3 separate regions of the Mus musculus genome follow, and regions 1 and 3 are each linked to region 2. Evidence: chromatin loops called from intact Hi-C (ENCODE). Cell type or tissue: gastrocnemius. All regions are shown on one strand.

What was found. Peaks named below come from ENCODE experiments on the same cell type or tissue, not always from the same donor. Only the 100,000 strongest peaks of a DNase experiment are listed, where the experiment ranks them.
Region 1: it touches region 2 in a loop (1.9-fold over the local background); 5 of 42 quality-filtered maps call a loop at or near these places.
Region 3: it touches region 2 in a loop (4-fold over the local background); 23 of 42 quality-filtered maps call a loop at or near these places.

What each region holds. Positions count from the first base shown.
Region 1 is chr1:45,858,300-45,866,299 of GRCm38, reverse strand. No RefSeq gene overlaps it. Among named protein-coding and RNA genes, the nearest start is that of Gm30900, 32 kb to the right of the region's middle. In gastrocnemius, a CTCF peak has its summit at 3,243 (motif pointing left); no DNase peak of the experiment used is centred here; H3K4me3 peaks cover 736 bases; H3K27ac peaks cover 4,229 bases.
Region 2 is chr1:45,921,952-45,929,951 of GRCm38, reverse strand. It overlaps Slc40a1 (solute carrier family 40 (iron-regulated transporter), member 1), which reads left to right and starts at 4,358. Exons shown (of 8, transcript NM_016917.2): 1 at 4,358-4,731; 2 at 5,168-5,235. The coding sequence starts at 4,689. In gastrocnemius, no CTCF peak of the experiment used is centred here; DNase peaks (open chromatin) are centred at 4,071 and 4,294; H3K4me3 peaks cover 2,521 bases; H3K27ac peaks cover 1,298 bases.
Region 3 is chr1:45,820,401-45,828,400 of GRCm38, reverse strand. It overlaps Wdr75 (WD repeat domain 75), which reads right to left. Exons shown (of 21, transcript NM_028599.3): 19 at 5,807-5,953; 20 at 5,427-5,518; 21 at 4,763-5,093. The coding sequence ends at 4,886. It overlaps Gm30900 (a long non-coding RNA gene), which reads left to right. Exons shown (of 2, transcript XR_373390.3): 2 at 1,954-2,250. Among named protein-coding and RNA genes, the nearest start is that of Gm30900, 5.5 kb to the left of the region's middle. In gastrocnemius, a CTCF peak has its summit at 3,068; a DNase peak (open chromatin) is centred at 3,065.

The DNA.
Region 1 (8,000 bases), 64 kb after region 2:
GGTTCTTGGCATTATTTGGGAGGAAAGTTTTTACCAGGCATCTTCTGGACATATTTCTGGCTTTAATTCTTGTTTTCCTCACCTGCCACGTCCTGCTTGGGTGCAGCTTTGTTATTCGTGCACAGTATTTGAGAACCAGTCCAGGCTGGTTTCGAGACTGTAGCTTTCCCTAAGGGACCTTAACTGTTTGGGGTTTGGGACCTCTGCCTTCTGTTCGTTATGTTGGGTTAAAGTAAGATAATTCTGAATCATATGGCCTCTTCTCACATTTCTAGAGAACATCCTCAGAATACCGGAGTCAATCACTGCAGCCTAAGGTTCTGTGTGATCCTTCATACTGAGGTCACAACCTCGAAGCCCTTCTTCCTGTTCAGGGCCGTGCATATTGCCTCTCTGTTTCCTCTAATGCATAGAACTTCCCCCTCAGAAATGTTCTTACTGCAAAATATTGTTGTTTAAACACTTCCTTCCCCCAATCCTAAAGAATAATATCGAGGCAGTTTCTCATGCTGTATTCAAAAACAGAACAGTGGCTTTAGTCAAACTTTAAGTATAAGTTTATTTTTCACTGTGGATGTGCTTTGATTTTAACAAGAAATCCAGTCCTTTTTGGTACAATTATAAAGTTTGGAAAGATAAGTCACCCTTACCCCCTTTTCACCCTAAAAGTCCAGCTCTGTTGACCCTCCAATTAGCCTCCAGTTGCTCTCCAGAAATGAGATGTCCTGGAATGACATGTAGGTGAAAGATCAAATCAAGGCAACAAACTGCAGGAAGCAGCAAGACTGCAGACTAGGAGACTGTGACTTGTCACAGCTTGGAGGGAGGCACCCAGGAGTGTGCTAGGGGTTGCTTTTGCTGAGCCTCCAGAAGACTTGGACAGACCCTTTCCTGGGAGAAGAGATCTAAACCGAAAGGGAGAGGCTTTTCCACATGAAGACAGAGAGGATTTATCACATCAGACCACCCTGTAAAAGGATCAAAATTAGTGAAGACTTCAGAAACTGTGAATTTAGAGTGTTTTTAATTTTTTTTTTTTCTTTTTCCTTAGGCAAGTCACTCTGAAATACACAGTAGGTAAAGTTAAAGACATTTGCCTTACAGAAAAACACATTGATATTCGCAGATAACAAATATGAATAATGTTTAAAATTCAAAGAACAGGGAGTAAGTTAAATGGCTGTCTAGCGGGAGATTAGTTAAAACAATAAATCATAATATTTGTTCGTAACTGCACTTTATGCTTTTCATTCTTCTTGCCAGATGCTTTAAAACAGATGCTTCTGGGCTGGAGGATTCTGATTCTTTTAGCTTTCGAGGTTGGAATGTGCTGAGCTGGACCCCTCCTTCCAAAGTGACTATTTTGTGGTGGAATGTAAGCATTGGCAGTAGCCATGCTGTTCAGGGGGCCACTTTCAGGAGAACATGTTTTATATCTTTTGACCTTCATTCTTGGTGCCTCTGTTCCTCACTGCCTTACTTCCCCTTACTTAAAGTGAGTGGACTCGGCTGACATGCCTTTCTTTCCCTTGGGTTCAAGTCTCCTTGGCCTATGCTGTTTGTTTCGCTATTGGCCTTCTTCCAGCTTGTCAGACATGCCTTGGGGTGATGTGGGGACAACTGAAGAGAGTGTCGGAACCACAGGCATGTGAGAGCCATGTCCTCACTCCTCACTGGAGAGCAGGATTCATGCACAAAAGCCACACTTGAATGAGCAACATCTGCAGTCTTTACCAGCTTCCTTACACAAGGCCTAAAAGAGATTCATTCACCACAGACCACCAAGCAACATCCCACAGAGGGTGCTGGGTCCTGATGCTGCCTAAAACATTTTTCATTATTTTATCTCAGTTGCATGGCAAAAACTTTCCTAATGTTTTAAAATTATTCCTGTATAGAAGTTTGCTGAGTTGTATAGTCTTTCGATCTGGTAAATTTTGGCGAGTGTGAGTGTGTGTGTTTGTGTGTGTGGTTTTTTTTTTCTCTCCTTATTTGTTGCCTTTTTAAAAAATAAGTTTAAAAAAGGAAAGTTGTTTCATTTGAAACATGGTCTATGATCAGAAACAAAGGAAAGCATTCTAGAGTGACACTAGGGAAACAGCTGTGTAACATCACACCTGGCTCTATGAGTTTGATTTTAAGAGCCACGATGGGCTGCTGATCTTGTGTTTTAAATGGAACATTGAGGCTTTATGACATGGGCTGCTGATCTTGTGTTTTATCTAGAACATTGAGGCATTATGACAGTTCTTATTTTACATGTAAGTACTTAGCAGTTTCTGATAAGTTGTTACTTTGTCATAATTTTCTTTTCTTTTTCTTTAGTGGGATGGTTTCCAATATTTCTTGTAATTGTAATTGTTTAAGGGAGGGGAGGATGTCTTCTCAGAATGTCCTCATTAAGTGCCATTCTAGTGCTAGGGGAAGGGGAGTGAGCCCTGGGCTGCTGCAGAATGATGCAGCACAGAACCAGCTGTCTGCCTACTGTGCTTGCCAATGGGAGGATGGGAGCTTCTGGGGACATGGGGGGCGGGAAGGGGCGGACAGAGGCAAACTCTGTACACATCACTGAAGTCTCTCTAATATCAGTAATTCGGGGGTTATAATATTTATCCTACTCATCTCTTTGTTCTAAGTATGCAATATTCTTTACCTCTTAAGTCTCAGATAAAGTAAAGTTCATTTATTTTATTTTATTTGCTTCCAGCAGTCTCTATTTCCTGCCACCCCATTGGCTTTTCTTTGAGAGTCTTCCTTTCCCTGCTAACATTTTGTTCAGTGATTTGTCTTTTTATTCTGTATCTTGTTTTCTTCCTCTCAAAAAACTATCCAAAATTAAAATACATTTTAAAAAAGAATGAAAGATTTAGTTGCTGTACAGAGAGCCTGGCAGCACACACCTGCAACGAGATTAGGTGTTTATGGCCAGCACGAGGTTATATAGCAAGACCCTGTCACAAACAAACAGTAACAGCAATAAAAGAACCGATTCTGCCTTCACTTGAGATCTCTCTTCATTCTTCAGTAGCAACATTCATCTTGTTCATGTTTGCCCCTTTAATGTCCTAATCATTGTTGCAATTTAACTACATATCCATATCTTTTTGAAAATGCCCTCACTGGGGCTAGAGAGATGGTTTAGAGGTTAAGAGCACCGGTTGCTCTTTCAGAGGTCCTGAGTTCAATTCCCAGCAACCACATGGTGGCTCATAACCACCTATAATGAAATCTGGTGCCCTCTTCTGGTAAGCAGGCGTAATGCATGTAGAATACTGTATATCAAATAAATAAATCTTAAGAAAGGAAGAAAGAAAGAAAGAAAGAAAGAAAGAAAGAAAGAAAGGGAGAGAGAGAGAGAGGGAGGGAGGGAGGGAGAGAGAGAGAGAGAGAGAGAGAGAGAGAGAGAGAGAGAGAGAGAGGAAGGAAGGAAGGAAGGAAGGAAGGAAGGAAGGAAGAAAGAAAGAGCCCTCATGAGGGGATGAGAATGTAACTCATTTGATAGCATGATTGCCCAATGTCCCACATGCCTGAGATTCTATCTTCAACAAAACAAAACAAGGTAAAGAAAATATTAAAGAGGACCAGGGTTTTTGGGGTTACTGGGGTTATAGTAACCTTGCAGATCTGGGATCTGTTCTCTGCTCTTTTCTCTTGAGTTTTCTATAAAACGACCATTGTCCTCTGTAAAGCCATCACTGTCTTTTTGCCGTTGTTGCTTTTCCTTTTTCTTCTTGGTTTCCTTCATGTCACTTTGCCACGATTCTCAGTTCACCATTTTTTATTGTTCTTTTGCACTTTATCTCAATCTTTCTCCTCACCCTGGATTTACTTGGTATCCATGTGTTCCCATTCTGTGTACCCCCTTGAGTTCACTATTTTTTGTGACTTAGTGTGATCATCAATTACCAATGTGCCATCACCTACCAATACCACACTTTTTAGTATAAATAATGAGTCCATTTATTAACACTAACAGGAGCTCTGCGTTCTATATGACCAAGGACAATTACGTGTCTTCTAAACTTAGTCTGTTTTTATTGTTGTTGTTGTTCTTAATTTGTAAAATGGTACTGTATAACAGTAGTTCTTAACCTTCCTAATGCCAAAACCCCTTAATACAGTTCCATGTGTTTTGGTGACCTCCTCATCCATAAAATTATTTTTGTTGCACTTTATAAGTGCAATTTTGCTACTGTTAGAAACCATAATGTAAATATTTTTGAAGATAGAGGTTTGCCAGAGGAGTTACCCCCCTACAGGTTGAGAACTACTGTTGTATAATTAAGTATTTTACCGTTTCTTGTCATGACCCAGAAATTAAGAAGGTCAATGAGTATTGGTTGGAGAAGCCAAGGTGAAAGGGAGCTTTAGTGGATATCATCAGGGTGGAGGAACAGTCAGCATGGACGTAGAAGAAGCTAGAACAGGACGGGAAGCACTGGACCTTGCTCAGAGTTGGCTGCTGAGGGATGAGTGCAGAAGTGTGTGTGTCATGAGAAACATGAAGATTCGAGAGAGCAGCGAAAGCAGAAACTGCTCCCTCAGCTGTACTGCAACTAGAACTTTCTGTTAGGGAGTCACTGTTTTCTGTAAGCTTTTGTGTTTAGAAACATTAATAGAATCCTGCATATTGCTCATGATCTAAGTGATGAGAGCTGACTATAACTTAAGATGTACACATCCCAGTGGTCCGGCTGACACTCTGGTATCCTCATGGAAGTAGCTTAAACATTATTCATTTATTCACTCATTTTACAAAATAGAACCTTTGCCTCTTACACTTTGCCAGGTGTTTGTCTTAAAAGGCTTAAAACAGAACTACAAAACCAGATAACTCCCATGGCAAACTTGTGCATCTGAAATATTTTAAAATATTCTATGCCTGGGGCTAACTCTTCAGCAAACTGCTCTCACCACTCAGGAATGCTAAGGAAGTACTTGTCTTAGGTTTCCATGGGTCTGTAGCCCCAGACAGTCAGAGACTCAATGAAACCATCTACTGTGTGTGCTTTCCTACTCCTCCATATTAACTTTCTAAATCTTATATTCATGGATTAAGTATTCATCAAATATCTCCTCTGCCTACCCTCAGTTCACTGTGCTGGCTTTTAAAGTAATCATGTTCTAGGATCCTGGAATTAATCTGAGATTTGAGCTCTTTGAAAAATTGAAGATGTTGGACAAAAGTATTATATTCTCTCAAGCAATTGCCTGTACTAGTAAAAATATGTGATGGGACTGGAGAGATGTCATGGCAAGTAAATGCACATGAGCCTACACAGGATCCAGGTACCCACATGACCTGTGAGGGCACCAGGCATACATGTGGGATCACAGTCATACATGTAGGCAAAAAAATCCATACACACAAAATAAAAATTAAAAAATTAAGTATTTGAGAAGTTATCTAGGTTGTTATTGAAAAGAATAATCATTGTTTCCTTATTAAAGATTTCAAGTGTAACACATATATCTATAAGATTTGATTGATTGAATTTATTGATTAGAAGTGAAGATAATATTTGTAAAACAAATCAGTGACTTATTTCTTAATAGTTTCTTAACCTTCTGTAGGAGACAGGAGTCTAAGAGAGACTTACTGGTGCTTATTGGTACTTGTTCCCATGAACTGACATCCTTTTCTGGAGGAAGAGCTGATGCTTCCTTCCTGCCCTGGAGAACTGATTACAGCGAATGTTTCTATTTTCACTCATATATAAACACATTTCAGCTGGGGAAAATGCAATCATAGCATGACTCAGCAAAAAACGGGAAGGACTTTGTTCAGAAAAGAACAACCCAAGCCTCACAGTAACATACTTTCTTGCAAATATTTAAAGTTACCTTGAGAGGGAAAACCAGGCTGATCGTGAAAATTATCTTAGTTTCAAGGTTGCAGGAAGAATTGTAAGGACCGTGCCAGACCCAGAAGACATTCCCTGGGAGCGACATAAATAACATTGTCTTGCTGCCAAATGTGAGGGATCTATAAACTTTCAGAAATCCACACTTTGTTATACGAAGATTAGACAGTGGAATGCCTCTTCAGGAATCTCTCTATGGAATCCCTCAGGCCAAGTTCTGAATAAGGCTATGTACTTGCTCTGTGATCTTGTTTGAAGAGAATAATTTACCTTAAAATCAGGGACTGACCTCATTTTGCTTCTCACTGTGGGAATAGGCAAAGCACAGCTGGAAGACCTATGGAAACTCACAGTCAGGCCACAGGAGAGCACACTTGTGCTCACAAAGGGGTGTGGATATACAGTATGTATCCAACCTATATGTGAGCAGGACATTTTACTGTACTGAAGAGATTTATTAGAGAAGTATAGTTTGATTAGCCATCTATTTATCAAATCTGCACTGAGTGTTTGCTATGTTGACACGTCTTCAGACGTTAAAGAGCTTGTAGTCTAGGGAAAAAGGACTGTCAAAGAAGGAGAAATAACCAAGACCACATTTTGAAAATGTGAGACAGATGTTTTTTCAAGTTGTTTTTAGATCATATGGCCCTGTGGTTCGTGGAGAGTATATACACATAGATGGATCACACTGGGGAAAGGAAGTGTTTAAAGACAGTGAAGACCTAAAGATAAATAAGAGCGATGTCAGTCAGGCTAAAATAACATGATAGCCTAGATGATCATCTGAGGAGCAGAATTAGCATAGCTGCACTGAGGAGGAGTGAGACAAAAGAGCAAGATGGAGAAGGGGCTGAAGCTAGGTCAGGTTATGTCCAGCAATCCCCTGTCACCGTGACTTTAGGGTATTTCAGGAACTTGAAGGGTTTTTACAGGGGAACTATCTAAACAAAATGTTTTTTTTAAATTAATGAATATCTTTTCTATCACAAATTTTGTTAATACTGAAATGGAAAATATATATATCCAGGAGTCCTTTCTTTTATAGGGGCCAAAACTAACAATTTGGAGGCTCTATGACAGAGATTTTTGTGTTTTACATCTATGGTTTGGTAATTTAAATTCAGATCCAGTTAATTCATTTATTTTAAATTGAAAGAAGTATATGAAAGATTTTCAGTGGGAAATGAAATATTCCATATTTTTAGTTTTTTAGTAAATGAAGCTAGAAACTCTTGATGTAGCCCTTCCACTAATATGTGACTCATTATTTCTTTTGAAAGAATCAACATATTTAAAGTGATCATGTACAAATGTGTTTATCATTTAATTATTATATTTAAAATTATGTTAAACAGAACAAAACTTGGAGAAAAATTTCTTCCTCTGGAGCAAATTATAAATGTGTAGAATGGTTGCAAAGGATAGTTCTCTCAGGCTAAAAGCAGTAAGCAACAACAAAGCTTACTTTTTAATTATAGCAAAAGTAAACCATGTCAGAATATGTCTTTCTCATAAGTGAATCTGAGGAATTCTACTTTCGTATCTAAAGAAATCTTTTGTGTGGGAGCAGTGTCTTTAGCACAAGCATTCCTAGAATTTATGGTTGATCCTGCCTGCCTCAGTGTCCAGAATGTTGGTATTATAGGCATGTGTCACTACAGGCAGCTAAAAGGACATTAATTTTCTCATATTCACTGAGAAAAAAAAAAAAGAGATTTCACACTACAATCATTAAATAAGGCATGTAATGAGCTGGGCATGGTGGTACACATCTTTAATCCCCACACTGGATTAAAAGCAGAGGCAGGTAGATCTGGTTTAAGGTCAGTCTGGTCTACAAAGTGAGTTCCAGGACAGCCAGGGCTACACAGAGAAACCTTGTCTCAAAAACAAAAGAAAAGAAAAGAAAACAAAACAAAACAAAATGTTTAATGATATGGTAGACATTACTTTATTCAGTGTTTGAGAAAAGGAAGAAGCATTGTCACATACTATTTCTAATTAAAAACCTCTCTAATATTGAAGGAAAAATGTTATCAAACTGGTAGAAATAAACTAGTAAGAGTGTGCCTATCCTAGAGTAAGTTGGTGAATAGATTTGTAAACAATGTAACCTTGCTGCTTAGAGAACTG
Region 2 (8,000 bases):
GCAACTTCTGATAAGTGCCTTGTCTCCGATTTGCCACTTGGGTAGTTCTAGGCGCCTTTTATTTTGCATGCTGCTGAATGCAGGTAACACTAATAGAGTGTTTCTGACAACATTCCTGGGAGAGGCTTTCTTTCGAAATGTTGAAATAATTTCAGCAGTGATTTCAAATCATATGGGACTAGAGGGCTTTGTCCAGGTCATGTGTAAAGGCCTTTTTGTTTTCTCCTTAAAGAGCTTTAACCACAATAATGTCTGTGTAAGCACAACTCAAGGGTCTAAGACCAGGGAATTGCTCAAGGATCTCATAGCCATGGAACAACATTATTGTAAATATCTTGCGCTCCTTGGTGACATGTAATGATAATCTGTCATTATCATTTGGTAACAAAACAAAAACAAAAATAAGTGGTTAAAAGTAATATTTACTGAAATAAAACAGAACAAACCAAACCAAGGAGAAGTATAGTGCACATACCAGGAAAGGTCTTGAGCACTGGACCTCGAACTGTTTCCTAAGTAGAACATTTTTGCCTTTTGCCTAGAATGCAAAATTTGTGACTAGAAATTTCTGGCCATCTTAGTAGGAATTAGCTTCGAGGGGTTTCTTAGAAGCAGGTATGCTGTATGGCATGTCGGAGGCAGATGACTTGAATAGGTGTGTACACTGAGAACTCTTTGGAGGTATGAGAGATCTGAGATTTATACTCTCTTCTGTGAGGGCAGCAAGCAATTGAGAAATCAAATGAACAGGGACCTAGTAGCTGAGACCTGTCTGTCTGTTTGGATAAGCCCTAGGATGGCAAGGCTGAGAGAGGTCTTTAGGGTTGTAGTTAATAAGCATCCAGCTTTGGTGTTTAGCTGGAAACAAGCAATAAAGGAATGGACTTTATTTCATAACAGAAATAAAGTTAGACAGAAAGGATCTATGGCAAAAGTTAAGAGACCAAAATACTTATTAAGTGAAATTCATATATATTTTCTGGCTATATATGGAGAAAATTAAACAATGAACACAGCTCTCTATTTTAGTTTCCAATATAACGTGCAAGATTTGATTTCTGTTTTCTTCTTTCTACATATCTTTCCTATATTAATCCCTGATTTGGGAAAATGGCAGAGTTTCCTTTTAAGACACTGTTTTTTGTTTTTGTTTTTTTAATAACTGAGGTAAAAAAAATCACATGAGATAAATTCATTGTTTATGTCATTTTAATACAGCTTTGACACTTTGGATAATTCACAATGTTGCATCATCACCAGTGACAAGACATCCATCATTTTATGCCCAGTGCCCAGGATCTTGTCATTACCTACTCTTCTTTCAGACCTTGAGGACAACTATGATATTATTATTATTATTATTATTATTATTGTATACATTATTGTAACATACACAGTGTATATATTACCACGTATATAATGTAATAAATATATATTTAATATTCATACACAAATACTATATATTATGTATAACACATACTTATAAATGTTTATATATTATATGTTATAAATGTTGTATAACAAAATATTTATATATAATATATAATGTAAATAATGTATATTACATATTAAATATATACTTTTGAAATATTATGCATTCATTTTTTAAAGCTAGAGATGTATGAGGAGAATGGAGGAGAGGTCACGTATTTATACAAAGCTTGCCAAGGTTGAGTTTCTTGGGATACTCAACCAAAATAAAGCGTTATGATGATGATCATCTTTCTGTTCGTTGTCTATGACTTGAAGTAAGACCCTGAATTTGAATTTCTCAAGAGTCTACTCAGTTTGAAGCTTATAGAAGTCTCAGACAGTCTTGAAAGGCACTTGAACAGAATTGTGGCTTTGTACTGTTAAAGCTTTGCATCTGATGGGAGCTCTGTCCTCAGAGCTAAGGCTTCCTGTAACAGTGGATGATAACCCCACTGTGTTTTTTCCTTTTCATTTGTCTTCACGGCTGTGGAGTAGTGGCCATTCCCTGTGCTGTTTTTGATCTGGAGAGCTGCAGGTGCAGAAGAGGCAACTGAGGGCCCTGGAGGTAAGTAAAAACACAACTTGAAAGGAAGGAATAAGTCCTTTTATTCCCCAACCATAAATATGTGTTAACAACTTCCAATCAGAGTACATTTTATTCTGGCTGGAAGATTTAAAAGGCTCTTTTAAAACTAACAGACTTTTAAACAGCTCAATAGTGACACACGCCTGTTATTCCAGTGCTGGGGAAGCTGAGGCAGAAGGATTCTGAGTTCAGAGCTGGTATGAGTAACTTAGATTCTGTCTCATAAATATCATATTGAAATGAATTGAGAAATAGTTTTGGGGGGCACTTATTTTTTGTTTTTGAAAACTGGTTTAAAACATGCATGACTTGTTTAGTTATGATTACATTGATAAGAAAGTTATATATTTTCTGTTCTGAGAGGGAAAACATTGCTTTTGGATGAAACTTTACTTTTCAATCAGTGAAATGTTTCTGTGGTAGGAGGAAGAGCCAGTGGTGTCTTGTGACTGAGCTATGCTTTCTAATCTGGAATGTCAAGGCCAGGAAACTCTGTCACTTGTGTACTCCAAGCGTTCTGAGAATTTTTATTCCATTTTCTATTTTAACTCCTTCTATGTCATGAGCTCCAACAATACACTAACTATTCATTCCCAACGACTAGGATAGGAGCCCTGGCCAAGTCCTCAGATATTGAATGCTTTTTCTGTCTATGAATCTTGCTCATTTGCTGCTTGCTTCACTGTGGGACCCCACCTGTTCTTAGCACTCTCCTAGTTTGGGCTTCTGAGGACTCCTTGGTGACAATGGGGAACAGAAGCTCCCCATTGATGACAATGGAGAACACATCACACTTTGAAGCACGCATCAACTGAGCTCCTGTTTCTCAGAGTCTTCTGACTAGATGTGGGGGATAGCTCTTAAGGCACACTGTACTTAATGCAAAGGGCATGGAGATCCTGTTATTGGCACATACGTGCAGGGAATCAGGATAGTTTGTATTCTGAAGATCAACAAAATTAAAGGAAAGGAAGGAAGGGCTGGGGGAAGAGAGAGACAGAGAGACAGAGAGACAGAGACAGAGAGAGACAGAGAGAAAGAAACCGTCAGAACTTGCTAGATGATCCCTTCCTAAGTGCTTCATGTAAGCACACTTTAGGTTTACTCCAAAAGACATTTGGATATACTACCCCATTTTGCAACTTCAGCAGACATACCCGAACCTGCGATAGAGGAGAAAGGACTTAAACGTTTTGTGTGTCAGGAGAGAGAAAGGTTTGCAAAGGACAAAAAGCGGTTGCAGTAGCAAAGCCCTATCTCGGTTCTGCAGACCTCATCCTAACGAATCCAGCTGCACCCCGCCCGCAAAGACCTTTGGGGCTTCTGATAGAGAGTCCAGATACAAGGCCTGTGCTCATGAGTGGCTCTCTTCATTACCAGGTGTCATTCTGGCAGGGCTGGAAGAGTGCAAGCCGGTTGGAGTTTCAATGTTTAGGATCACTCTTGAAGTGTTGACAAACCTGACAAAGGTAAGGGAAGGGAAGGGCTGACACAAGAAGCAGGTATGCCCTGGGGAGGAAACGGAGGTCATTAGAGGCTTACACCTGGTGTGTATTCACCTGTCCCCCCAGGAGGCTACCAAAAGGGCTTTATCTGCACGGGGCCAGACCCAGGGTCCCAACTGGGACAACCGGTATTCCTGGTTACTTCCCTTCAGCACTTGGAGCCTGTGGAGTAGCCAAAGAGGCAGGAGCGGCTAGGGTTAGAACTCAGAGGGAAAGGACAGTGAAGGGCGCTGCCTCCTTGCAGTGCCTGTGGCACAGAAGGCGGCCTGCGTTCGATCACTGGGCTGCGCGGGGCTACATTGTGATCTTTGAGCCTGCTTCCTGAGCTTTGATTCCGCAGCTTTTGAGAGAGAGCCCTCTCTATAGTTCGGAGAAGGAAAACATTCTGCGCCGCAGGCAGGCCGGACATGACTTGTATTTACTTAGCTACCTGCATTCCGAAGGGTAGCTAGGGTGGGAGGCTCCTTTTTTTCCGCGCCAGCTCCCGCTGAGCTTTGCCTAGGGACTGTCCGGCAATCTGGTGGCCAGAGAGAAGAGCTTCCTTCTAGCACCTGCCAAACGACTTTGTGCAAAATGTTTCTGTAGTGTCCCCTCGGGGTCCGCATACAGTCCCCGTCCTACTGTGCGGGTCACCCCTTGGCTTCTCCTGCGGTAGCCCAGCCAAAGCGCAGGTTGTTTGCGCCTCCTGGGAGGGCGGTGGGAGCGTAGCTGGCGCGGACCTGGACGTCCAGCCGCGAAGGGCGGTCCCTGCTCTCTCAAGCTCCGCCCCCGGCTCCCTATAAGCCGCTGCCCTGCCCGCGGCGGTGGCGGCGGCGGCGGCGGCGGCGAGAGCAGGCTCGGGGTCTCCTGCGGCCGGTGGATCCTCCAACCCGCTCCCATAAGGCTTTGGCTTTCCAACTTCAGCTACAGTGTTAGCTAAGTTTGGAAAGAAGACAAAAAGAAGACCCCGTGACAGCTTTGCTGTTGTTGTTTGCCTTAGTTGTCCTTTGGGGTCTTTCGGCATAAGGCTGTTGTGCTTATACTGGTGCTATCTTCGGTTCCTCTCACTCCTGTGAACAAGCTCCCGGGCAAGAGCAGCTAAAGCTACCAGCATCAGAACAAACAAGGGGAGAACGCCTGGTGTCATGACCAAGGCAAGAGATCAAACCCATCAGGAAGGATGCTGTGGTGAGTTGAGTAATCGAATGTTTCAAATGGTGGGAATGCAGGTGGGGACGGGGAGATGTAGTTCCATGAGGGTTGACTTGGGTTTTGATGGAGGGTGAAGAAGAATATAAACTCATAGTTTGAATAAAAGAACTTACATATAGGCAGGGATAGAGTAACCTGGGCAGGGTGAAATTTCTTGCATTAAAAAAACAAACCCCACCAAAGTTAAGGAATGTTGAAACAAGAGTTTCTTCACTGCCTGAAGTTGGGGCGGTTATTGACCAAGAGACAACGCTGAATCTTAAGTGGATGCTATTAAGTAAACTGAATGCATCAGTCTTGTAAGTGACCTGTTTAAAAAAATCAGACTTAATTACGACCAAAAGCAAATTCTAATCTGAGCACATTGGGGTGCTTAAACACGTTTTTTAACTTGTTCTCTGTGCCTTTCTAGGATCCTTAGCAAACTACCTGACCTCAGCAAAATTCCTCCTCTACCTTGGCCACTCTCTCTCCACTTGGGTAAGTGAGAATGCACACAGTTCTTGAGACATCGTTGCACAAGCTGTTGTTTACTCTCATCGGAGACAGTTGTATTGGAGAACTTGCAGTTTTCTCATTCCGTTAAGTAAATAAATCGTTCTAAAACACATGTTTCAACAAAAACGTTGTTTTCTTCAAAGATGTTTCCCATGAGTGTTAGTAAATTTTACTTAATAGTGAAATTCTAAAGCTTTACATAGACCGACAACTGTTTGAAACAAGATCCACAAGGACAGGAAAACTTGCATAGTTACTAGGGTTGGTAAATTCTAACTGGGCCTCCTACTGAACTGGAAAGGTATTTCATGGGCCCTCTTGGGTTTACGTCTGGTACCAGCATGCAGCATTATAGAAACAGAGTACAAGGGTAGACTGGCGAAAACTGGCATAATAGGATTACAATAGTATTGTAAGATGAGTTTAAGTATACCTAATCAATGATCAAACATCTAAATGATAACAGCTCTAATCTTCGAAGTTGTTATCTGTGGCTACTTAATTTGTGGGTAGTGTTAAAAGCCACCACCCAATGAAAATTAGCTATGGATTCACAGTTCTTCCTTTGGCTTCCTATGGGAGAATCTCAGTTTTTCTGCTGGCCTGGGATCCTCTATCAACTCCTCGATACTCATTAGCAGGCTGGCTGTGCTCAATGGATAATTATTAGAAACTGTCGGGTTAAACAATCATTCTTACTGCTTAAAAGCATAAACATATTCTGTGCGTTACAAATAAGGAAAATGAATTTCTAAAGAATATTTTGAAGTGCTAATTTCTTTTTAATGAAATCCCCTATTGATTGATTTATAAGACGTGAATGGAAACCATCATGAGGAAATGTATTCCCTATGCCATTGGGAAATTAAGTTGGGTTGTTGGCTCTCTAAGGAATAGCAGTCCTAGATAACTTTTTAGAAAAGGAAGCTCCCATCTTTTTGAATGCTTACAAAGGGGGTGATTTTGCAAATAAATGAATAAACAAAGTGGAATTGGCTAGAGTTTGCTTTGAAGATGGGTATAAGGGGGAAAAGCAAAACAAAACAGTGAAGAACCCTTTATACATCTAAACCAATAGTTTGTTCTCCCAATTTAATGTCATAATAAGCATTAAAAGGACCAGTAATGGACGTGTCTGAAGTCCCCTTGGACAACCAGGTGCCTCGCTTCTAAGCACTGATTAACTTCCAGGTTCATGTGACCTTTGGGTGACAGACTGGGTGTCAGGCTCCAGAAACATGAGAGGAGCTATGTGTGTTCCAGGGCAATTTGAAAAAGACTTCCGTCAGAAAATTTAAAGCAAGTTCCAAAAGAAAATGAAAGATGCTTGTTGAAACCTAATAGTAAATTAAGTAAATGGACAGGTCCTCGGGAGAAAGAGGGATGAAAAGTAACAATAGCACTGGAAGCCATAGAAGGGTGGGTCGGATTTTATTCCTCACTGCAAAGGAATGCAAGAAAGGATTGCTAATTTTGTTTTATGTCCTTCGTATCTTGTGGGTCACTCTGTTTACATATATATATATATATATATATATATACATATATAATATATACATACATATGTGTGTATATATACATATATGTGTATATAAAATATTATTATATATTATTTAATTATATTTCTATTTAACTATTATTTATAAATAAAATATTGTATATACATTTTACAGCACTGCTAAGTCATGATTTCTTAGATATTGGATATAGAAAGCAATTGGACAGAAGATTCTCTGAAGTTGGGTTTGTGTTGAATTGTATGGTTTTTAATTTCTGAATTCCTGTCTACTAATGGATCAATACATTTTATGCTACCATTGGAGTACAAAATAAGTAAGAAGTAGATGCTTTTGTTCAGGCGTTTATAATTTAATTTAGTATGGACTTTTAACAACAAAAATAGCAATGGAAAGCCTGTGTGTTTTGTATCCTGCTGAAGTTTTGATGCCCATAGTAGCGTTGGGCACGCATCAGAAACCATTCTATGGCCAGTTATTAAGTAGATTAATTACTGTGGTTACTTATTCTCAGATTCTGCGTGGGTAGATTGGCATGTAAACAAATATCAAAGTATAATGACATTTTATAATGATTTTGTTTGACGGGGAGGGCAGAAAATGGAGGTGTGAAAGGGATGGGTGAGCATTTAGTCCAGTGTTTCTCAACCTGTGGGTCACAAGCCCTTAGAGGGTTGAACAGCCCTTTCAGAGGGGTCACCTAAGATCATCAGAAAACACAGATATTTACATTATGATTTATGATCTTTTTGAATAATAATTGGGAAATGTATCATTCTTTGACCCAAGACTTCTCTACCTCTTCACTGTTAATATTTGGTGTCTGGAAATTCTTTTATGGACTGATAGATGCCAGTAGTATTTATCTACTTCAAGCTCCCTGCAGGCATGAAGGTTGTGTTAACTCAAAGCATCTATAGACATTATTAGCAACTGATCCCTGAAGAATAGAACCATCTCTAGTTGTGAATGCCATGTTTTCCATATTAGCACAAATCTATTTAAATTTTGAATATTTAAGATTGTTACCTTAGTTTTATTAAAATTTAATAGCAGTTGGCTTATCAATATAATAATTTTCTTCCAACATAGGAAATGTATCATAAGGATTTTGTGAGACTTTGGGAAGAGCTCAGAGTTGACATGTTTTCACACAGAGTCAAATATGTAACGAACTAGGTCTGTGAATTTAGTGATGATGTTACAAGACATTGTCTTTCTTCATGTTAA
Region 3 (8,000 bases), 100 kb after region 2:
ATAGTATTGATACCGGCTTACAGTTTCATATAGTTAGTTCATTACCATCATGAAGTTCTCTCTCTCTGCTGTCACTATACATGAGCATATCAGACATGCGATTAGAGAGGTAGCTGAGAATTCTACATATGGACAGGCAGCAGGAAGAGACACACGGGGCCTTGCGTGAGCTTCTGGAGACCTCAAAGCCCACCCCCAGTGACACACTTCCTCCAACAACACCACACCTACTCTGACAAGTCCACAACTCCTAAAGAGGGCCATACTCAAACCACACCGCCTAAGTAAAATTCATGGACTATGGACTGTGCTATCCACATTTCAGGATACATAACTTTTTTTTTTTTTTTTTTTTTTTTTTTTTTTTTTTTTACATAACTCTTTAATAGTTTGTTTGAATGCTGTTAGACAGAGACAAAAATCTGTTTATACAAGACAAGCTATGGCACTTCATTTTCCCCATGATTGTCAAATGCTAGCAAAGACTCACCCCACCTTTCCTTGCATGCTTCTTGTGTTATCCTGCTGAGAAGGATGTCCCCAGTCTTTGTTCTCATTTTCCACATGACTTCTGAGGATAGTGTCAATGAGGATTTCTGTTTCCAATCTTGCCCTCTAGGGTACAATTGCTATAGCTTTGGACCAAGCACATCTTGAAGGTCACAGACCACAGGCTCTTCTGTCATACTCAGAAATGTGGGTCTCAAAGCTGCCTTGTTCTGTACCAAAGGAGGCTGCAATTCAATAGCAAGAGCATCCATAAATTTTTACTTAGGGCCAGCAATTCTCTGGTGACTTTGGAGAACCACAATTTGAGAATAAAGAAAGGTAAAAGTGATAAAAAGCCAGCTAGAACAACAAACTGTGTGAATGGAGATGAGTAAGTCATCTCCTGACCCTGCATGGAGTCCCTTCTAGTATAAATGCCACTCATCAAATCACTGAGCTGGCTGGGCAAGTGGACAAGGATGTCTTAAAATGGTAGACAGCCATTTCTGAAGGAACAAGATGTTTATTTTCCTATGTGAACCAGAGCACAATATCAATATTTGCATTTCAAGTGCTTGTTTTGGGAGCACATATTCTTTCACCCTTCCGTTAAGCCAGGTGACCATGCAGTGCTAGGGTTTATTAAAACCCCACAAAACAATAGGAGGAACTGTTGCACTTTCATGTCTGATTATTGCATTTTGTGAACCCAGCACTCTGATCTCCCAAGGAGTTTCTAAGTGAAAGGTGTGTCATCTTTAAAGCTATCTAACCAAAGAGCTGTATTTCCACAATTTACATATGTGAATCTCAACTTTAGTATGACAAAGGCCAGTTTGTCACTTTGGGGCTGGGATGGGAGTGGTGCCATACCATGGGGCTCCATTTCTAATTTAATTTTGTGGTTACACAGTAGCAGAACTGAGAGAAGTCATTTTGTCTGATTCTGCAGTTTAGAGGAAGGAACTGTAATTCAGAAGTCAGTGGCTTGCTCATGGGTTTTGAAAAACAAAATTAAGCAAGCAATCAGATCACTGCTTAGGTCTCTCGTGCCTTGCCGCTTATCTTTATTTTATTTTATTTTATTCTAGCCTCACTGTATACACTGTCAAATTCTAATTGGGGCTCTTTCTGCCTTGTTCTTCTTATCTCAGAGCTATTTTCCAGGGATGCTCCTTGAAGGTCTGAAGTCCTGACCAAGTCTTATCTCCTGCCACTTCAGTGATCCTAGCAGAATGATATGAGTCTTGTTTTTATACACATTCTTTAAATATATATTTTTTAATGACCTAGGTTAAACATGAGGTTATTTGCACCTAAATATGTATGGCTTTCAAGAGACAGAAGACTTATCTAATGTGGTACTTACTGAGCCAATTTGACTTGATGTTTGCAATGAAGCCTATTTGACACTGTACATGTATTCACTTCCATCATTTGAAATGATCTTACTTACTTTTTCAGTTGTTTGAAAGCTGCAAGAAAAGTAGCCACTACAACTGACAAAGGGACTTCGAGGAATGAGAAATCTGAAGAGGAAGTAGTCATTGTGAAATGCCATCCTAAGAGCCTGGTAAACTGAGTGTCAGTGGCCCTGCCAGTGATCTCAGGACTTACAATGAGGCATCTTCCAGCATCCACCGTCTCTCCCTTCATGCTGATCCACTCTGCCCTTCTAATTGCTTCTTTTATACCCTTTCTGTCTCCTTCATTACCAAATATATATTTTCATTTTTAACTTGAATATATCAATTATTCATATTTGTGGGGTATTGTGTGGCCTTTCTATACAGATTACATGGGTAATGATCAGACTGGAATAATTAATATATCTATCATCTATCATCTGGCCTTTGTATACAGATTACATGGATAATGATCAGACTGGAATAATTGACATATCTATCATCTATCATCTTGTACACATTTAATTTTTTTAAGCCTTCATCCTTTCTTTGTGTGATGGTGGGAATATTTAAAACTATTTGCTGTTTTCAAAGTCACCTTATCATTGTTAATCATCAGCAGTTGCATGTACCATCGAACATTAGAAGCTATTCCTGCAGCTGTTCTGTTGACCACAAACCATCCTTTTATAAACCTCCACTCTGAGAAATTTAATTTGGTATTACAAGGTAATTTCATCATTTTCTTGGCTACAGGAAACAAAGTTTAAGAACAAAGAAAAAGTTTCTAGACGTCGTGTTCATATAAGGTAGCTTTAAAGAATAACCACAATATTACTAGACTCAAGTCACCTCAACTAGATGGTTATGTTTAACTCAGACGATTCTATGAATGCAGGCTCCTCAGTTCTAACAAATGTTATCATTTGGCTGGGTGTATTGAAAACGTGGAAGTCAGTCATGTGTAGGGGAGGGGATTTCTGAGAGACCTCATAAATCTTTTCCTCAGTTTTGTCGTGAATTTAAATTTGGTTAAAAAATTAGGGCTGGAGAGGTGGCTTAGTGGTTTGAGTGTGTACTGTTATTGTAGAAGACTTCAGTTCAATTCTCAGCATAATGTCAGGCTGCTCACAACCTTATATAATGCTGGAGTCAGATCCCCTCTAGCGGCCTCTGTGGGTACTGCCCCTCATAAGTTCCTACACCCCACTATATGCACAGTAATTTTTTATTTTTTTTGGTTTTACAAGACAGCGTTTCTTTGTGTAGCCCTGGCTGTCCTGGGACTTGCTCTGTAGACCAGGCTGGCCTTGAACTCAGAAATCCGCCTGCCTCTGCCTCCCAAGTGCTGGGATTAAAGGCGTGCGCCACCACGCTTGGCTTGCAAAGTAATTTTAAATAGCCTTTAAAAAAAGAACAACTCATCCTTCCAAAGGGACATATGATTAATGCAGCAGGCCATGAAGCAACGTTCAGCGGTCCAGGTGATTGATTTTTGAGTTCATTACAGTGTCATTTCAAAAGTTGTGAAGACAAATGAACTATAGTTATACAACTAGGTACTATGCAAAAAAACCCAGAACATCACAGAAGGAATGAAGGGCTGCTAGGAGTCCTATCATGAATGCTGTCATTTGAAAATGCAATCCATGTCCCCCACAGGCTTACATGTTGGCTTAGCCTCCAGCTGGGCACCCAATTTAGGTGATAGGATCATGTTGATTGAAACTAACTTCATCCATGGACTATTTCACCCATTAGCAGCTGAATGGAGATGAGGCCACTTGGAGGGAAGTTACTAGAGGTATCTTTGAAGGGCGTTATCTTGTCTCACATCTGCTCTCTTGGCTGCCACTATACACAAGCTTGATGTCACATCCTCCTGAGCTGCTCACAACCTTATATAACACTTCTACTTCACCACAGTCTGAAAACTGAGTCAGCTGACCATGGACACAGTGAGCAAAAATAGTCTCTCACCCTTTAAAACATGGTACACCCCATTGATACAAATTCATCAGGTTAAATTAGTGTTGCCTAGCAGGCAGGGTATGGAGGCTGAAAGAAGTGGAGAAGTGGGCAGGTCTGTTTTGTTGTTGGGGGTTAGAGGGATGAAACTGCTTAAAAGTTGGTTTCTATGATGGTACACAATCTGTAAGTATTCTAGACCTCACTAAGTTGTGCACTTTATATGCATGAGTTAGAAGTTACATCTCAGTACAGTTGATATTTAGTGTTGATTAGAATATAGTCCATTTGTGCTACTATTAACACAATGTTGCTTATACTCTTGTCCTATAGTGGCAAAGGCTGGGAAATATAACCAGAAAGAAATCATGTCTGGTGTGAGAATAATTCTGTGCATCATTATTGGTAAAGCCTCTAAACTTTTGAAATCTTTTTATACCTTCAAATTAAAGATAAGGGTATATTTGTCAACTATAGTCAGCTCTGTCACAACAAAACCTACCAGAAACAAAGTTTCTTTGTAATTCAAAATAGAAATCCATATGTGACAAATGCATATGCTCCATAACTGCTTATAAGGTCTGACAAAAGCAGAGCTTTACAGAGCTTTCTTAAAAAGACTGGCCAGCACTCTTACGATGGCTCATAGTCACGGGTAACTAGTTCCAGGGGCTTGATGCCCTTTTCAGATTTTGGCAGGCACCAGCGTAGCCAGTGGTACATATATATACATTCAAGGAAAACATTCATACACAGAAAATAAAAAAATCTACACAAGTAAACACGTTTGAGCAGACCTGAGTAACAGGCCTATCATCCTGGTGATTTGGGGGTCAAGAAAGAAGAATTCCAAGTTCAGGGTTAGCCTAAGGTACTTAGCAAGCACATAAACAAGCAAATAAACACAAGGCTTTAATATTTTGTCTTAAGAATAAAATAACTTTATAAAAATTTTTGGAGTATTAACAGACAGTAAACATTAAGTACAACATGTCTCTTTGTCATGGCACAGCCATGGCCTACTACAGAGCAGTTAGCCAGCTATAATCTACTTTTCTGAACTTTCTCAGCTCCTTCTCTTCAGATTTTGACAGCTGATGTATAGCATCTTCTCCCAAGTCCGTGTTGTTATTTGTTTCCTTGTCTTTTTCAGTAAGATCATACTCTTCATCTGAATCATCACTTTCTTTGTTTCCCTCCATATCTACATCATCAGGAACCTCTTCAGCACTTTGACAATAACAGAACATAAATACCATTAGATATATCCAAATTAGGTCTTTTTAATTAAAGACACCCATGTTGAAATAATATATAGACAGAACAACTCAACTGAAAACACTGTGATAAATGCCCTTATGGAGCACAGGCCTTAAAAAAAGCAAATGAACTTAAAAAAATGTGGAACTACAACTTTAAGCAGTACACACATCTCTTCCTCAGCTCTTCACAAGTGTTGCATGTAATAATCTTATGTCATTAGCTACATTTCAAAGGTAAGATACAAATATGGTAGATGACACTCCCAAACAACTCAGAAGACAAACCACCTAGAATTCTTACCTTTTAGTCTCTTTAGACAGCAGCAGCGAGTTTACAAACAGAGAGCACAAGAAAGAAGCTGATGGCAGGACATGGGCTGGGGTGTGAAGAAGCTATAGGCACACAGAAAAGTCAGTTTGTTAGAAAGATCACCCTCTGGCACACTGTGGCTTCACCTCCTAATATCTTTTATTCTAAATGGTCAGCCAAACACAACAGGCTTCCCCGAAGAAAAACCAAACCAAAGTAAATAGTACTTCCAGTTTCCTGCACTGTGTGGTCCCATCTCCTCACCCAGGTACAGGAGAGCATCAGCCCACTAAGGTTCCTTACTCGTGTGGACATAAGACGAATCACTGTATCTGTTCTGTCTCCCAGGATCTGCAGTACTGATCACTCACCTCAGTAATTGCAGGTATGTTCTCTGTTAAGGGGAGTTGTACCAGTTCATTCTCTGAAGTTTCTGTTAACTTTGCACCCTGCTGTTGCCTGTGTTTTCCCAATATGAAAGAAAATGGGGTCGTTGGCAAACTTTCTTCTGCCAGCAGCTGTATGGATGTAAGAGAAGAGGAAATTATTTCAATAAAAAGATGGAAATTCTTTGACTGAACAGGTTAAGGGTCACTGAACTATAAAATGACTCTGGTGAAAAGCTTGAAATCACATGATGTTACTCTCAGGCCATAGACAAAGCAACTGATGCCCAGTGCCCCACTTTCTACATGGGAAAGCTAGCCAAAGACACTAATGAGAGAACCATGCCTTCCTTGCTAGGGATTATAAAGATTACAGGAACGTGTTTTCAGAGGCCATATGCTCATACTGGCAAAGAACTGGGGCAAGGTCACACAGCGACAACCTGGAAGGATGCAGCAGGTTAAAGAATAAAACCTTAGTAGAGTCAAGAAAACAATATTCTAAGACAAAAGCAAGGGGTGTTGTGTGTGTTGTTGATACACATGACAAAACTGCCCACAAAATAGGCAAAAACTGAAATACAGTACAAGGATGGGACTAAGCAGAATTCTTTTTAAAAACAAAAAACCCAAACAAACAAGAAAACAAAACTAAAAGCCAGGGAGGGCAATTTTGGCTGTGTGGGAGATGGAATAAATACCTTCTGAGTCAGTTACCTATTCAAAGCTCTCCTGGGATCTGCACACTGCATGAGAGCAAAGCTGGAGCTACTTAGTAATGCCTACCTTGACTCCCCATTAAAAGTCCCAAGACACACCTCACTCACCTTTCCTGTCTCCAACCCTGCTATATTTCATTTTCTAAAATGTACTACATATTTTACTGACTTATTGGTTGTTGTTTAACATCTGTATCTTCTATAAAAACATTTTTAGGGCTGGTGAGATGGCTCAGTGGGTAAGAGCACCCGACTGCTCTTCCGAAGGTCCAGAGTTCTCAAGTCCCAGCAACCACATGGTGGCTCACAGCCATCCGTAACGAGATCTGACTCCCTTTTCTGGAGTGTGTGAAGACAGCTACAGTGTACTTACATAGAATAATAAATAAAATCTTTAAAAAAACCCATTTTTAACAGACAAGGCTGCTTTGTTAACATATCCCAGTTGTCTATAACAGTTCCTGGCATATAGCTGATTACTAACAAAAAATGTGAGTAAATTCAATGAGTTTTCAAAAGACATTATGCAAGCTGTGGTAAATGGTCAAAGATGAAGAACGTCAGAAGCTACATAATCTTTGTCCAGCACCTCAAAGTGCCGAGAAACGGTTTTCAGTTTACATTTATACCCAACTAATCAACAAGTAGGAGCGAACAGAGAATACTTCCAAAACTGCAAGGCCCTAAGTTCAGCAAGGTGATAAGCCATGTTTGAATAGAACAGGTTTCACCAAAGTACGTACGTGAGCAAAGAAAGCAAGTCTATGGGACCTAGTGTCACAGCGGTGAAAAGAATCCCAGAATGCCGAGCACAGGCTCTAGGATGAGCACTGTTAGCAGATTCACAGAATAATTAGTCCAGAATGAAGTCAGCCATGGGTCTGAAAAGTTTTCATGACTTGAAAGAATACATATGTTTCTGGAAACCCCCCCCCCCCCAATAATTTGGATAAAGTCTGGAGAAGAATTAAATAGTAAAACAAAACACAACAAAACACCCAGCTAATAGAAAAAAAGGCAGCAGTAATTAACTTCATGAGGGAAAAAGTTGATCACAAAAAGAAAGTATGTGGACTGCCTGGCTATGAATGCATTTCTATGTTAAGGCAATACAAACTTTCAGCATTCCAGAACTTCAATAAATTCAACAGATAACTAAATCCAGAATCCATAATCTAAACACGTTCTTGGAGATATGAATTTCAAGCTAGTAAATAAAACTCTAACCACAATTACAAGATGTTTCTATAATGATGATCTAGTGTTGCCCCTCAGTGTTGATGGAGGGCTGGCTGGTTCCAGAAAATAATTCAGACAACAAAATCCAAGATCCTTAGTGGACAGAGTGGGTTGGGATCTCATTTAAATATAAGCTAAGCACATTTACTCTGGCATGTACCACCCTACCCCATCTACAACTGATTATTTAGCCAATTACATCCCACAAACTAGACGTGGCA